2 separate regions of the Homo sapiens genome follow, and region 1 is linked to region 2. The links are chromatin contacts, found by Hi-C or POLR2A ChIA-PET in ENCODE. All regions are on one chromosome and are shown on one strand. Each heading gives the region's core, a stretch centred on a gene start or an enhancer-like site at or near the end of the contact. The rest is flanking DNA. Distances are from core to core; before and after follow the strand shown. Region 1 overlaps LOC105373418 (a long non-coding RNA gene). Region 2 holds the start of CYS1 (cystin 1).

Region 1 (6,695 bases), core at 2,023-4,522, 420 kb before region 2:
TATCCACCTATTCATCCATCCACTCATCCATCTATCCATCCATTCATCCATCCATCCACCCATCCACCTATTCATCCATCTACTCATCCATCTATCCATCCATCTATCCAACCTCACACCATGCATACCCCCATCCATCCATCCACCCAATCACCCATCCACCTATTCATCCATTCACTCATCGACCTATCTATCCATCCATCCATCCATCCTTCCACCCTCCAACTAGTGCCCCATCCATCCATGCACCCATCCATTCACTCTTTCATTCAGGAGCACAGTGCAGAGTTCATTCTGGATGCTCAGTATATTCAGCAAACACTGAGTCCGTACTGCTCAGCAGGTGGCCAGTGCTAGGCCCTATGCCAGGAATATAGGTAATTAAACACAGCCTCTGTTCTCCAGAAGTTGGTGATACAGTCTAGGGATAAAAATGAAATATACATATCTCGTGTCCTGTCTAGTGAGCCAAAAAAAAAAGAAGGAAAAGAAAAGAAAAGAAAAAGCCTTAGCAATTACTTAGCAAGGTTAGCAATTACTTAGCAAGATTTGGAGACTTAGAGGGTACATTATGGGTTCTATTATTTTTAAGTTTTGAAGCAGTTTGGGAGCGTATGATGCTTCACCCTCCACAGGCTCCAAAAACCACCAAGAACTGAGCCTGCTATGAGCTGTCACTAGGTAGGGACCTAGCCTACTATTCTTGTATATCTGGGGCCCAGCACATAGTAGGTGCTCTGGGAAGTCAGCAGAATTTAATGAACTCTGACTTGAAGACAAGGCTCTACAAAAACAGAGATGTAGGGAACAGTCTGTATTCAAAATGTTATAGTAACAAGCAGTCAGCCAGACTGCATGGTGGAAAGACTGCTCCGCCTCTCTCTCTTCTCCATCTCTATGGTGACTGTTAACGGAACTGGTCAAGGTCGAACATGGTCAACCAAGCAGCAATATCCCAGGGACTCCGGCAGCTGCAGCTTAGGTTTATACCACTGCTTGGAGGTCTTCTGTATTTCAGATTATGAATATTTGTGCATTATATGAGAGTCTTTTTTGTTATTGCACAAATATGATAAAGTCATTAAATACATTTTTAAGAAAGAAAAATAAACCATCCCTTTGCCATTGGACTGATTGAATGTTTGCATTTCCCTTCCAGCCTTTGTCTATTTCCATATGCATTTCATCCTCCTCCGTGGTAACACAGTGAACCTATAATTTTGTATTCTGCTTATGATGCCTTTTTAAAAAAGCATTGTTCTTTCATGGAGATTCCGTGCTTGGGGCCAATCTTTGTTGGCCCATCAGTTTTCCTCTTAGGAGCACGTGGTGGAAAAGACAATGGGAGATGCTTTCATTGCTTCTATTGGGTGTCTGTGAACTGCTTTGTTTCTACAGACTAAGGAGTTAGCGTAAGAACAGAACAGAACAGACTTTTCATACAGATTATTCGTATTGTTATCTCAATGGGGTGTTTTATTTGTATGGGAGGAAACCTCCCATATAAATCAAGTGGACACAGCATGGATGTTAGCCTGAACAACCAGGAGTTTTATTCTGAGATAGTCACTAGCTGTGTGACCTTGGGCCGCTAACCTAAATCTCTGGTCGTCAGTTTCTATCTCTGAAAGTAAGAACAACATCTATGTACTAGGACTGGGGAGAGGAGAGAATGATGTGAGATAGAGATTGCGTTGTGTGTGTGTGACTCTATAGAACTATAGTTCTCTGAATGATACTGAGATTAACCTTGGGCAAGCCTCTCTGATCCTTTGCTTATATATACGTGAAATGAGAAGATAAAGGTCCCAGTGAGACTGAATGAGATCATGAGTACGAAAGTGTCCTGTTAGTGAAAATGCACCTGGTCATCATTCCACTACATCTTCCTGTCTGTTTTCTCTTGGCCCTAGAAAGTGCTGTGGAAGCTTGGGGGTGAGTTCTGAAGTGTGTACACAACTGGAACCAGAGCAGCCACTGACTGCCTTGGGCCAGCAGCTTCTGGAGCCCAAACTTGGACCTCTGCATCCCTCCTGGGGCCCCAGCTCTAAGTACTGGGGTACGGTGCTGAATGGGGCGGGGAGGCTGTCAGCTTTCCTAGCTGCCTCTGTGTGCTGTGCTCTCTCCAGGGCCCAGTTCTCCAGGAGAAGGAGCAGGAGCAGGTATGCTGAGGACTCCATGAGAGCCAGCCTTTTGAATAGCAGCAAGTTTGTGGGGGCATCTGGGGACAGGGTCTGGGACAGCCCAGTCCAGCCCAGCCCAGGCAGGGGAGACGGCAACAGCAGCAACTCTGCTAGAAGTGACATGCAGATGTTGGCTGAAAGCCATCTACCCTCCCTCCTTCCTTTTCTTTCATCTTCCCTTTCTTTCCCACTCTCCCTCCTGTCTTCTCTACTCCACTTCTCTCCTTTCTTCCACAGTGCTATGGCTGCCTACGTGATGCCAAGCACCATGCAGTATTAGCAGCCACAGGCTGCTTACCCGGAAAACTGGACTTTTGTGCTCACAGGCTTTAAGAGAGATGGGGACAGCCTGGACTGCATGCAGAGGGAGCCACTAGGGCTGCTGGGGAGGTTCGAGACACGTCACAGGGGTTACCTGAAGGACTGAGGCTATAGCTTGGAGGAGACTCTGAAAACTGTTATCAGATATTCGAAGAACTGTCCATTGAAAGAAGAACAAAAAAAATTTTTTCCCAGCCAGGCATGGTGGCTCACAACTGTAATCCCAGAACTTTGGGAGGCTGAGGTGGGCAGATCAACTTGAGGCCAGGAGTTCGAGACCAGGCTGGCCAACATGGCGAAACCCCATCTCTACTGAAAATACAACAAATCAGCTGGGTGGGGTGGGGTGTGCCTGTAGTCCCAGCTTGGGAGGCTGAGGCCCGAGAATTGCTTGAGCCAGAGAGGCGGAGGTTGCAGTGAGCTGACAGCATGCCACTGCACTCCAGCCTGGGTGACAGAGCCAGACCCTGTCTCAAAAAAAAATTTTTTTTTCTTTTTTTCTGTGAAACCCAAAAGGAACAATTAGGTAGAGAGTTTCAGCTCTGTATCTGAGTGTCCTTTCATAATCTGAATTGTCCCAGGGTGGAAGAGGCTTCCCTGGAAGGTGAGTTCCTTGTCACCAAAGACCCTCAAGGACAGCAGGGACCACTCGGTGGCCAGAATGCTGGAGAGGGGAATTCAAACTTTTGCTGCAGTGGGAGTGCGTCAGACTCGATGACTGTCAGACTCTGGTCTTCCTTCGATCTTTGAGCTGAGAGTGGAAGAAGATGAAGTGTGACTTAGCTATTCAACCACGCCACAACCCCAAGCATCTTTAGTTTTTGTTCTGATTTTTATCTTCAGTAGCTGACTGACTGGGCATGAGTAATTCCAACTCCCCAGGCCGGGTGCACTTCACAGGCATGTTTCAGAATAAAATAGAACCTATGGCTCCAGCCCACCTTGACTGTGGTCACCAAAGATGCTTACCCTGACCCTGGGGTAAGAAATGAGCCCTTGGAGGGTCCTGGGTGTGCCCAGCCCCCACTGATGTGACTGGCAGCCCCCACCACAGTCTGCAGCCCCAGGCAGGGAAGCCTCCCCCTCCAAAGTTCTAGAGGGTTTTTAAAAATGTTTAAAGACATTTACAGCAAAACAAAATCAATTATCAAGTTTTGAGTCACCTCTCTTGCAAATAGAAACTTTTCTGTAAGAACTGCTTCTACTAGGCTGGGTGTGGTGGCTCATGCCTGTAATCCCAGCACTTTAGGAGGCTGAGGTGGGCAGATCATGAAGTCAGGAGTTCGAGACCAGCCTGGCCAACATAGTGAAATACTGTCTCTGCTAAAAATATAAAAAATTAGCTGGTCGTGGTGGCGTGCGCTTATAGTCCCATCTACTCAGGAGGCTGAGGCAGGAGAATCGCTTGAACCCGGAGGCGGAGGTTGCAGTGGGCCGAGATTGCACCATTGCACTCCAGCCTGGGTGACAGTGTGAGACTCTGTCTCCAAAAAAAAACAAAAAAAACAAAACAAAGAACAAGAAACAAAACAAAAGAACCGCTTCTACTGGGAAAGAAAACCAGAGAGAAAACCATTTATAGATTATCTCAGATTTACAAGTGAGAACCACAGGCCTGACCCCAGTTCACCTATGCCAGGGCTGAGTCTACACAGTCAACAGCCTCAGGATGCAGGGATGAGTCAGTGTGAAACAAAGACTCAACCCCCATCTAACGGAGCCCTTTCCCTGCTGTGCTCAGCCTGCACGGAATCTGCTTCTAGACAACCCAGACAGCCAGAAGCCAATGCATCTGACTGAGAGGAGTGGATAATGACTTCCCTTTTTAAAAACTTTCTTATTGGCTGCGCACGGTGGCTCACGCCTGTAATCCCAGCACTTCAGGAGGTCGAGATCGGCGGATAGACTTGAGGTCGGGAGTTTGAGACCATCCTGGCCAACATGGCGAAACCCCATCTCTGCTAAAAATACAAAAATTAGCTGCGTGTGGTGGTGCACGCCTGTAGTCCCAGCTACTTGGGGTGCTGAGGCACGAAAATCACTTGAGCCTGGGAGGCAGAGGTTGCAGTGAGCCTAGAAGACAGAGCAAGACTCCATCTCAAAACAAAAACCAAATAAACAAAACACCTTTCTTATTGAGGGGTAGCACATCTGCCACCAAGCATGCTTCTGATGGTCCCTCTAGAAGTCTCTTCCCCGGTATCTGGATTTGAGTGGGGTGACAAAAAGGCTGAACATGACTGGAGCCTATGCTATGGCTTCTGTCCCCTAAGTCCCCAGAGCTCCTCTGGTGTCTGTCCTCTCTGAAGCTTGGTTCTTCAGCTTTTCCATTAGGACTGTGAGTTCTCTCACATCCGGAGGTCGCTTCTGTTGTTTACAATCAAAGAACCTTGACAAAGAGAAAGTGCCTACTTGGTCTCCGTAGCTCCAGGGCCAGTGTGTGGCCTGACACACAGTCAAGTTCAAAAATGTTTAACTAAGTTGAACTGTGATGACTCCCCCCCTTTCAGTCTGGGGATCAGAGACAGAGTTGCCTGGGTGTCCTTGATGGAAGAAGCTCTTCCTGATCACTTTGGCTCGAACGGCACTTGCAGGAGAACCTGCTCAGTGCCCTTGGCCCCAGGCCGGGGGTACCACATGACTCTGTGCAAAGCTTTGCAGAAACTAATGGGACCCTAACCCCATCTTGAGAGCTTGCTTCCTCCTTCCTGTTAGGCATGAGCCCGATGCCAAGGCCCTGTGGAATTCTGACCTAACTTTCCCACTTCCAGCCTTCCCAAAACAAAGTTTCTACTTCTCTCCTGCCTCTCTGTTCAACCCCTAACCACCCAATTCTGCTTCTTCTAGGAGTTCTCAAAACACTAATAACAGTATTTAAGTGTATTAGCTGACTGAACGTACAGGAATGTTAAGAATCAGAAATCAAATTGGATTTTATAAAAATGAGGGTTTAGAAGGAAGGTTTTAATACAGGCGATTAAGCTGTAGGCTCCAGAATGGGGGAAGGTGTGAAGCCCCACACCTTTTCTCTCTTCTCCAGTGCAGACTCCATCCAGCACTCACTGTCAATGTTACTGCCATGGAAGTTGGTTAATCACTGCTGCGAGGTGGCCTCCAGGGGTGGTGTGGTATTGTTTCTTAACTGCACGCAAGGCTTGAGGACTTAACTCCTCTTTGTCCCTCCACCTTCTGCTCACAGAGGGTAGAGATTGTCTCACTCATCTTTGAACACGCAAAAAAGCTACTCAGTAAACGAGCAGTGGATAGATGATGCCTCCTGGAGCCTATTATTGCTTTCCTTTTTTTTCCCAAATGTAACCTTGTTTATAGACATTTCTCATAAAAGTAGAGAAAATTGCATACTACCATATTATACCTACCACCCAGCTTCAACAATGATCATCATTTTGCTATTTTTAGTTCATCTACACTCGCACCAACATTTTTTTTTTTGCTAGAGTCTTTTAAAGCAAATCTCAGTCATCATGTAATTTCATCCATCAAGATTTCAGTATAGATTTCTAATAGGAAAGGACTTCAAAAAAACAAACTCAACTACATGCCATTCTCAGACCTAACAGAATATATTTCTTTTTCTTTTTTGAGGGGGGTGGGTGGGGGGAAATGGCGTCTTGCTCTGTCGCCTAGGCTGGAGCATCACAGCTCGCTGCAACCTCGACCTCCTGGGCTTAAGCAATCCTCCCACCTCAGTCTTCTGAGTAGCTGGGACCACAGGCACATGCCACCACGCCCAGCTAATTTTTAAATTTTTTGTAGAGACAGGGTCTCCCTACGTTGTCCAAGCTGTTCTCAAACTCCTGGGCTCCAGTGATCTTCCCATCTTGGCCTCTCAAAGTGCTGAGATTACAGGCATGAGCCACTGCGCCCAGCCAATAAGTTTCTTAATATTATCCCACATGTAGGCCACATTCCGTTTTCCTCAGTTGTCTCAAAACAGTCTTTTTACTGTTGGTTTGTTCAAATTAGGATCCTTAAAAGAGTAAGTGTGGTGTTGGATGGGTATGTTTCTTATGTCTGTTCCCCTTCTTTTTTTTGTTTTTGTTTTTTTAAATGCCATTTAATTGTGGAAGAAACCAGGCCATGAGTCCTGCAGACATTTTCCACAGTTGTTTGGATTTGGCTGATGGCATCCCCACGGTGACATTGAGCACACTCCTCCATCCCGGGGTA
Region 2 (7,081 bases), core at 114-2,613:
TTCAGCCCTACTCACTGCAGCTCGCTTTTCCTCTTTAAAGACCGTAAGGGAGAGGAGCAGGGAACCAGGGCCAGAGGGAGAGAGCTCTGTGCACTGTCGCCTGGGGCTGTCCCTCTCCCCCACCCTCCCTGGGGCCTTTTCAGGATTCCTTGGTGCGGTAGCCACCCAGGAAGGCATCTTCCTCGGCTCCCAGCGGCTGCTAAGCAAAGCCTCCCGGGCCTCAGGGAGGAGGACGAGGCCCTTGGCATCCTCCCCGAGCCCGGGAGCGGATGTTAAAGATCTTGTTCATTCAGCTCTGCTGGAGCGAAGACGGTTGCCAAACCAGAGTGCTTGTTTTATTGTTTTTTTAGAACAGCAGGACTGTTATTACGAGTATTCAGGGAGAGAGAATAGGAAGCGCAAAAGAGATTCCGCAGCATCCTAAAAATATCAGTAACATGAGAATTGCCTGCCCAGCAAGGCAAGGATCTGGACCGGTGGGCGCGGCAGGGCGCTTCTGAGCCACCGTCTGGCTGCCGTGCCACCACCGCCGGCGCCCCGCTCCAGGGCGGCCCGGGAAGGCCAGGCGGGGCCGCGGGCCCGAGGGGAGCCGGGAGCCCGGCGCGCTCCGCCTAGGGGTGTCCTTCCTCGGCCGCTCCCAGCGCGATCGCCCCCACGCCTGGACACAGACCCGGAGACGGGGCAGAGAGGGAGGAAACCTGGGGGCCCAGGGGCGGGGAGGCCGGGGCAGCGGGGAGCACGCAAGTCGGAGGCTGGAAGGGGGCGCAGCGCGACCGGCGCCCAGGGCTGGGGCGGGGACGCGCGGCCGGTGAGTGGGGTCCCCGCCGTCCCCCGAGGCCCTGCGGCTCCCACACTCACCGCGCTCCCCGCGACCGCGGTGGGTCGGAGCCGGGCTGGGCGGCGCGGGGCGGGCTCCGGGGGGCCCCAGGCCGCCGACTCGGCCAGCAGCTCGTCCAGCAGGCGCAGCGTCTCGTCCCTGCCGTCGGGGGGCGCCACGGGGCTGGGGTCGCGGCCGGGCGCCTCCTCCGCGGCTGCCCCCGGGACCTCGGCCGCCGCCACCGGCACCCGCCGGCGGGTCCCGCCCTCCAGGGCTGCCGCTCCGGGCCCCGCGGGGAGGCTCTCGGGGCTGCGCCGCCGCCTCAGAGTCCGGCTGCTCCGGCTGCTGCCGCTGCCCATGGCGCGCCCGCCGCCTCCCGGACCGCCGAGGGGGCCCCCATGAGGGGGCGCGGCCGGGGGCGGGGACGCTAGGGGGTGCGGCCGGGGCGGGCTGCAGGGGGAGGCGCGGGGCGAGGTCCGGGAAGCGACCGCGGCCAGGGGCTAGGGTTCCCGGGCGGGGGTCGCGGCCGGAGGACGGGGGTGCGAGCCGGAGCCTGGGGAGGGGCGGGCGAGGCAGGGCTGCATAGGCGTCCCGAGGGGGCGCACACCGGCCCTAGGGAGGGGCGGGCCCGAGACCCCGGCGAGGAGCACCGGGTGCGGGCGCGGCCTCCCCTCCCGGGTCTCCCCCTACAGTCCCCCCACTCCCGCCCACGGGTCCCCTCGCTCCCCGCCGTCGGGTCAGCCCTGTCCCGGCCTTCTGGAATTGCTGAACCCTGCGGGGGGCCCGGCTGAGTTTGTTCATTTATGGAAACGCTCCCCAGACGACGCTCGCCGGGCCCGTGGGAGGCCGCGGGAGCTTGGGGGGACTTCCCAAAGCCTGAGCCCCCTAGCGATGCGCGGGGTGGGCGGGGGAAAGACCCTGAGGGCTGCGCGCGCTGCGTTCGCGAGGTCCGGCCGTCAGTGCGCCCCGACCTTTCAGTGTCCGCCAGGCCTGAGACGCCCCGGGAGGGAAGGGGCGATCCTCCGGGCACCAACAGCCCCCTCCGGCCTTCTCCTTCCCTCTGTTGCCCCAGCGGAGACTGGATGTGTGAAGGTTGAGCCTCATCAAAACCTCCAAATAGTCACTACTTTTGGGAAAGAAAAACTTTGAAAATGAAGGAGAAAGGCAAAGCAACCCCCACCTCGCCCTCCCCCCGCCACAGGAAAGAAGCAAAAGGAAATACCTAGGTGGTGGTCATAAGTCTAGCTTTTGGTCTCGGATTTTTTTTTTTTTTCCCTTAACCGCTTTTCTTTTTAAGTGAACTAACCACAACCCAGACTAGAAAACACTCCAAAGCTGCCGAATTCAAACCCAGCGAGCCTTCCTGTTGGTTGGTTCTGTGTTTTACTTAAATGTGATTACTTCCTTCCCTTGCCCACCTCCTGCAACTTTAAATTCCAGCCTTTCCAAGACAGGGCAATTCAAAAGTCCTGGGTTTAACTCACCTATCTTGACTTGACATTAACTTTTATCCTGATTGATTGGATTCCAGAATAATTGTGAAAATGGAATTTCGGCTAAACTTTCCCAACCACAGACTTGAAATTCTACTATTTTATCACTTCAGGAGTAGACATTAAAAAACATATGCCTAAGAAAATGGAATAAAAATGGGACTCAGATTCACATCCATTTATTTTTATTATTAAGAGAGAACAAGAGGCCGGGCGCGGTGGCTCACGCCCGTAATCCCAGCACTTTGGGAAGCCGAGGCAGGTGGATCACGAGGTCAAGAGACCGAGACCATCCTGGCTAACACGGTGAAACACCGTCTCTACTAAAAATACAAAAAATTAGCCGGGCGTGGTGGCGGGCGCCTGTAGTCCCAGCTACTCAGGAGACTGAGGCAGGAGAATGGCGTGAACCCGGGAGGTGGAGGTTGCAGTGAGCCGAGATCGCGCCACTGCACTCCAGCCTGGGCGACAGAGTGAGGCTCGTCTCAAAAAAAAAAAAAAAAAAAAGAACAAGAAAGTATTTATAATCTAGCTGGACGTGGTGGCTCATGCCTGTAATCCCAACACTTTCAGAGGTTGAGGCGAGCAGATCACTTTAGGTGAGGAGTTTGAGACCAGCCTGGCCAACATGGTGAAACTGTCTCTACTAAAAATACAAAAATTAGCTGGGCATGCTCACTTGAACCCAGGAGGTGGAGGTTGCAGTGAGCCGAGATCACGCCACTGCACTCCAGCCTGGGCAACAGAGCTGGACTCTGTCTCAAAAAAAAAAAAAGAAAGAAAGAAAAGAAAAGAGAGAGAGAAGAGAGGTGAGACAGAGAGGGAAAAGAAAAAGAAGAGAAAAAAAATGAGGCTGTAATCCCAGCACTTTAGGAGGCTGATGCGAGCGGATCACTTCAGGTCAGGAGTTCGAGACCAGCCTGGCCAATAGGATGAAACCCTGTCTCTACTACAAATACAAAAATTAGCCGGGCATGGTGAAGGGCACCTGTAGTCCTAGCTGCTCGGGAGCCTGAGGCAGGAGTCACTTGAACCCGTTAGGCGGAGGTTGCAGTGAGCCGAGATCGCACCACTGTACTCCAGCCTGGGCAACCAAAGAGACTCCGTCTCAAAAAAAAAAAAAAACAAAACAAACAACAACAACAACAAACAATAAAGAAAAAGCAAAAAGAAAAGAAAAAAAATTTTTTAAAGGGAAGTATTTATGATCCCCCCTGCCTTTTTTTTGAGACGGAGTCTCGCTCTGTTGCACAGGCTGTAGTGCAGTGGCCGGATCTCTGCTCACTGCAACCTCCGCCTCCCGGGTTCAAGTGATTCTTCTGCTTCAGGCTCCTGAGCAGCTGGGATTACAGGCACGCACCACCACATCCGGCTAATTTTTGTATTTTTAGTAGAGACAGGGTTTCACCATGTTCGCCAGGCTGGTTTTGAACTCCTGACCTCAGGTAATCCACCTGCCTTGGCCTCCCTAAGTGCTGGGATTACAGGCGTAAGCTACCGTGCCTGGCCTCTCCCCCCCTTTTTTTTGATGTGCCATCTTAACCATCCAGGTGTAGGATGTGGGGCCAAACACAGATGTCATTTGGGTGCGCTAAGTCTACAGATGTGTCTCGTTTGGAAGCTATTGATATAAGTTTTTAAGAAAACAAATCTCATCTTGAAACTCTTTAAACCCCAAAGAACAACAACACTTAGAGGCAAACGAGATTTTTCTTGAGTTCACTCAGTTTAATGATTTAAAGGAAAACATGTTTTGCTTCTGCCTAAATAGAAGCTAGTCATGTGACTCATGTTTAAATACATCCACAGCTCCCTGTGTTCACCTCCCAGGGCAACCAATTTTTCTGGCCACTCTTGATTCCAACACTGTTTCCCAAAACTTGTCATTAGCTCCGCTTCAGCGGGAGGAATGCCAGAGCCAGCATTCTTTCCACTTTGAGAGAACATTTTAAAATCTGCTACATTTGTAGACCTGGCTTCCATCAAATATGCTGAAAACTCAGATTGATTTTATTAGAAGCTTCCCATAATAAGCAAACAACCTAAAAGCTTTCCGCATGACTAATGTCCCTAAGATCGTCTCTAGAATTTTTGTCCGAAAGAGTTAGCAACGTCTCAGGAATATTGGAGAACTGAAATGGGGTGTAATCCTTCTTAAGAAAATATCTGGCAGTCACACCTGCAGCTGAAGGATTCTTTTATGCGGTGATAGTGCTCGTGGGTGCTGGTGATGGTGGGTGGAAGGTGAAGCCCAGTTTGGGAACTCTCTGCTTAACTCTGGGAAAATAGAACTTCCTTTCCTTAAACAAATTAAACCCTGGAAGAGGACTACAGTTGGTGATACTTTTCGGAAGGACTCGGGCGCCCGAACGATGTTTTCCTTGGTTTCAGGAGTAGCCAGGCATCTACTGCAGATGAAGCCAGTTCCTCCCACCACGACTCATGGACCAGTCATTACAATAGCCTGCCAAACCAACCCACCTTTCAAAACCCCACTCCAGGGCCCCTGCTTCAGGACTCGCAGATCTACTCTCCCTGCTCAGATATCCTGCAGTTTCCCACCAATCATGGCACTCCCAAGCCGTTACGTAAGAAAGATGTGTTGTGCAGGTGCTGGTTCTTATGAATATGCAGACAGATAATATTTGCATTTGGGTGATAAATGAGACGGCATTTGAAACATAAGCAAGCCATGTTTCTATTTTTAATGCTTAATCGGTAACTTGAGAGAGCCACAGTGCTATTAACGAATGCTGATATGTTTGGACAGCAGCAGCCCACATAATTGCTATTGTCTTTTACCAAAGTGTCCAAGCTTTTGTATTTGGTTTCATGGTTTCGGCATCAAGAGGGGAAAACAAAATATAAGGGTGAATCACCATTATTCATTAAGGACAATTAATGAGTTACAGAACTTTTTTCAATATTTACTCAGAAATAAGATACATGAGGTCCTTAGGGTTGGCAGGTCCAGGTCATGGCTGATTTGGTGCGTTCTATAACACTGTAAAAAATTCTGACAGTAAAATGACAATGACTTGTACCCCATCTAAACAAAAGGTTTAGCACTGGAATTTACGATGCATACTTTCCATGACTAGAGCAGTTCTCGTTTAGAGGCATCTCATGGCTTCTGGCTCAAAACAGCAGACCGGGTGCAGAGTTGCCTTCTCTTGGTACTTGCGACTTTGCTGGAATTAAGATAAAAGAAAAAGGGATAGAGGAGGAGTTGTAAGAAGGAGGGAAATCACAAAGGAGAGGTTTCAACGCATTTCTGAAAGATGGAAAACTGACAGTAGAGAGCTGCCAGATGACACAGGCTGAGCAATTGCAGTCTATGCCATGATGACAGACGCTGGAGAGGAAACGGGGTCAATGGACTGACAGATGAGACTCCGGGACACAGTCAGCGGGTATAAAAGGAGATGGGAGTGAGAAGTGGGCATCGGACCTAAGGAGCGATTAAGATCTTTACATGGGACAAGGGCATCATCCCCCACTGACTCCTGCTTATATTTAAGAAAAAAAAATGACCAGGTAGCTGATGTGGTTTCACTCCGCTGCCATGTGTATAAGACTCTTTTCCCATTGGATTTTTACTCCGGCTAGGAATTTAGACCGGGGGGCGGGGGGTGGTGGGTTTGTGGGGTGGGGTGGGGTGGACAGGCTTCGATTAGCTGAGCAGGCAGGAAGCTGGCCGCCTTGAACTGGAGCTACTTGAGGTTCAGGTGCCCATCCCTGGCCCACTGAGTAAGACGATGTTTGTGTGGGACTGTCCTGTCTCCAGGGGCAATGCACACAGCAGCTGAGAAAGATCCAGTACAGTGTCCACAGCCGCTGGCCTCAGTGAACGTAAGCTTCCTTCTCCTTGCAAATCTGCTACACAAAGTGATCTGTGAGCTGACTCCCCTGTCCATGAACCCACAGTTTTGAGTGTGAGATTTGGAGGCCACTCAAAACATACTTGGACCCTAGGCTTTGGTGGGGTCATTTATCATCCTGAGGACAAGGTTTGAGGGGAGAGGGAGGGCAGTGCTGGGAAAGGGAATTGAGTCTGTGTAAATTTGACCATTAACGTGTAATATTTATTACAGAGGTTAACCTTTAAATACTGTTGGCTAAAAAGAGTGTGCAACAAACATAAAATGTCCAACTTTAAGCTCAAACCCCCCACTGTGAATATCAACTTCTCTAATGTGGAAGCTGCCTGGTGGGGGTGGTCACCTCTGCACACGAACATCCCATGGTCCCAGACACCTGGGAAGATGCTTAAGTTCCTTCTTCTCATTAGAGAGCTGAGAACCAACCAGTCAATTAATCAGCTCAAAGGAATAGAGTGCTGTAGTCAAGGCCCAGGTTAAATATTAAAAGCGTCTCTTAGCTCTTTAATTTGTAGCTGTTTAACTTGGTAAGTGGAGTTGAAGTCCCAGCCTGCTCATGGCGATTACTGATTAATGCCTGTGCACATTTGTACAAGACCCCCTGGCTGCACGATCCCTGTCCTCTGGAGTGCAACTTTCCTTCACCGCGCAGTCAACCTCCACCCAACGGGGACAGCTGACACTTCGAGAGGCCCTGCCCTGACCATTTACCGACTGTGGCTCGTTAAATGAGCCTCACGGTAACCTTGTAAGATAGATATTTTCTGCCTCTATTTTACAGATGGCAAAACTGAGGCTCCGAAGAGTGGGGAGCTGGCCTAAGGTCTTGAAGCCAGAGACAGCCAGAGCTGGGACTCAAGCCACTCTCTCTGCAAACCCCATGGTTCTTT

What was found. A loop is a pair of places that touch in the nucleus more often than their neighbours do. ChIA-PET counts read pairs that join two places held with the same protein, here RNA polymerase II (POLR2A). Pooled maps may share reads with other maps.
Region 1: a map with no recorded cell type shows a loop between it and region 2 (8-fold over the local background). The contact joins the enhancer-like site here to the promoter of CYS1 in region 2. A Hi-C loop is called at or near these places in 2 of 37 single-sample maps with no recorded cell type and 2 of 50 pooled maps. POLR2A ChIA-PET finds 5 or more read pairs at or near these places in 1 of 52 experiments (OCI-LY7).

Annotation. Positions count from the first base shown.
Region 1 is chr2:9,652,344-9,659,038 of GRCh38, forward strand. The region is part of intron 3 of LOC105373418 (a long non-coding RNA gene); the gene reads left to right. Among named protein-coding and RNA genes, the nearest start is that of YWHAQ, 25 kb to the left of the region's middle. RefSeq lists enhancers at 2,533-2,642, 2,966-3,205, 3,836-3,935, 3,987-4,488, 4,446-4,615 and 1 more. Within about 2 kb of position 3,273, at least 6 of the 41 ENCODE cell types and tissues checked have a DNase peak (open chromatin) inside an H3K27ac peak, as active enhancers do.
Region 2 is chr2:10,079,048-10,086,128 of GRCh38, forward strand. CYS1 (cystin 1) reads right to left here and starts at 1,364. Exons shown (of 3, transcript NM_001037160.3): 1 at 859-1,364. The coding sequence starts at 1,176. RefSeq lists silencers at 499-838, 909-1,148, 1,209-1,268, 1,439-1,678 and an enhancer at 3,923-3,982.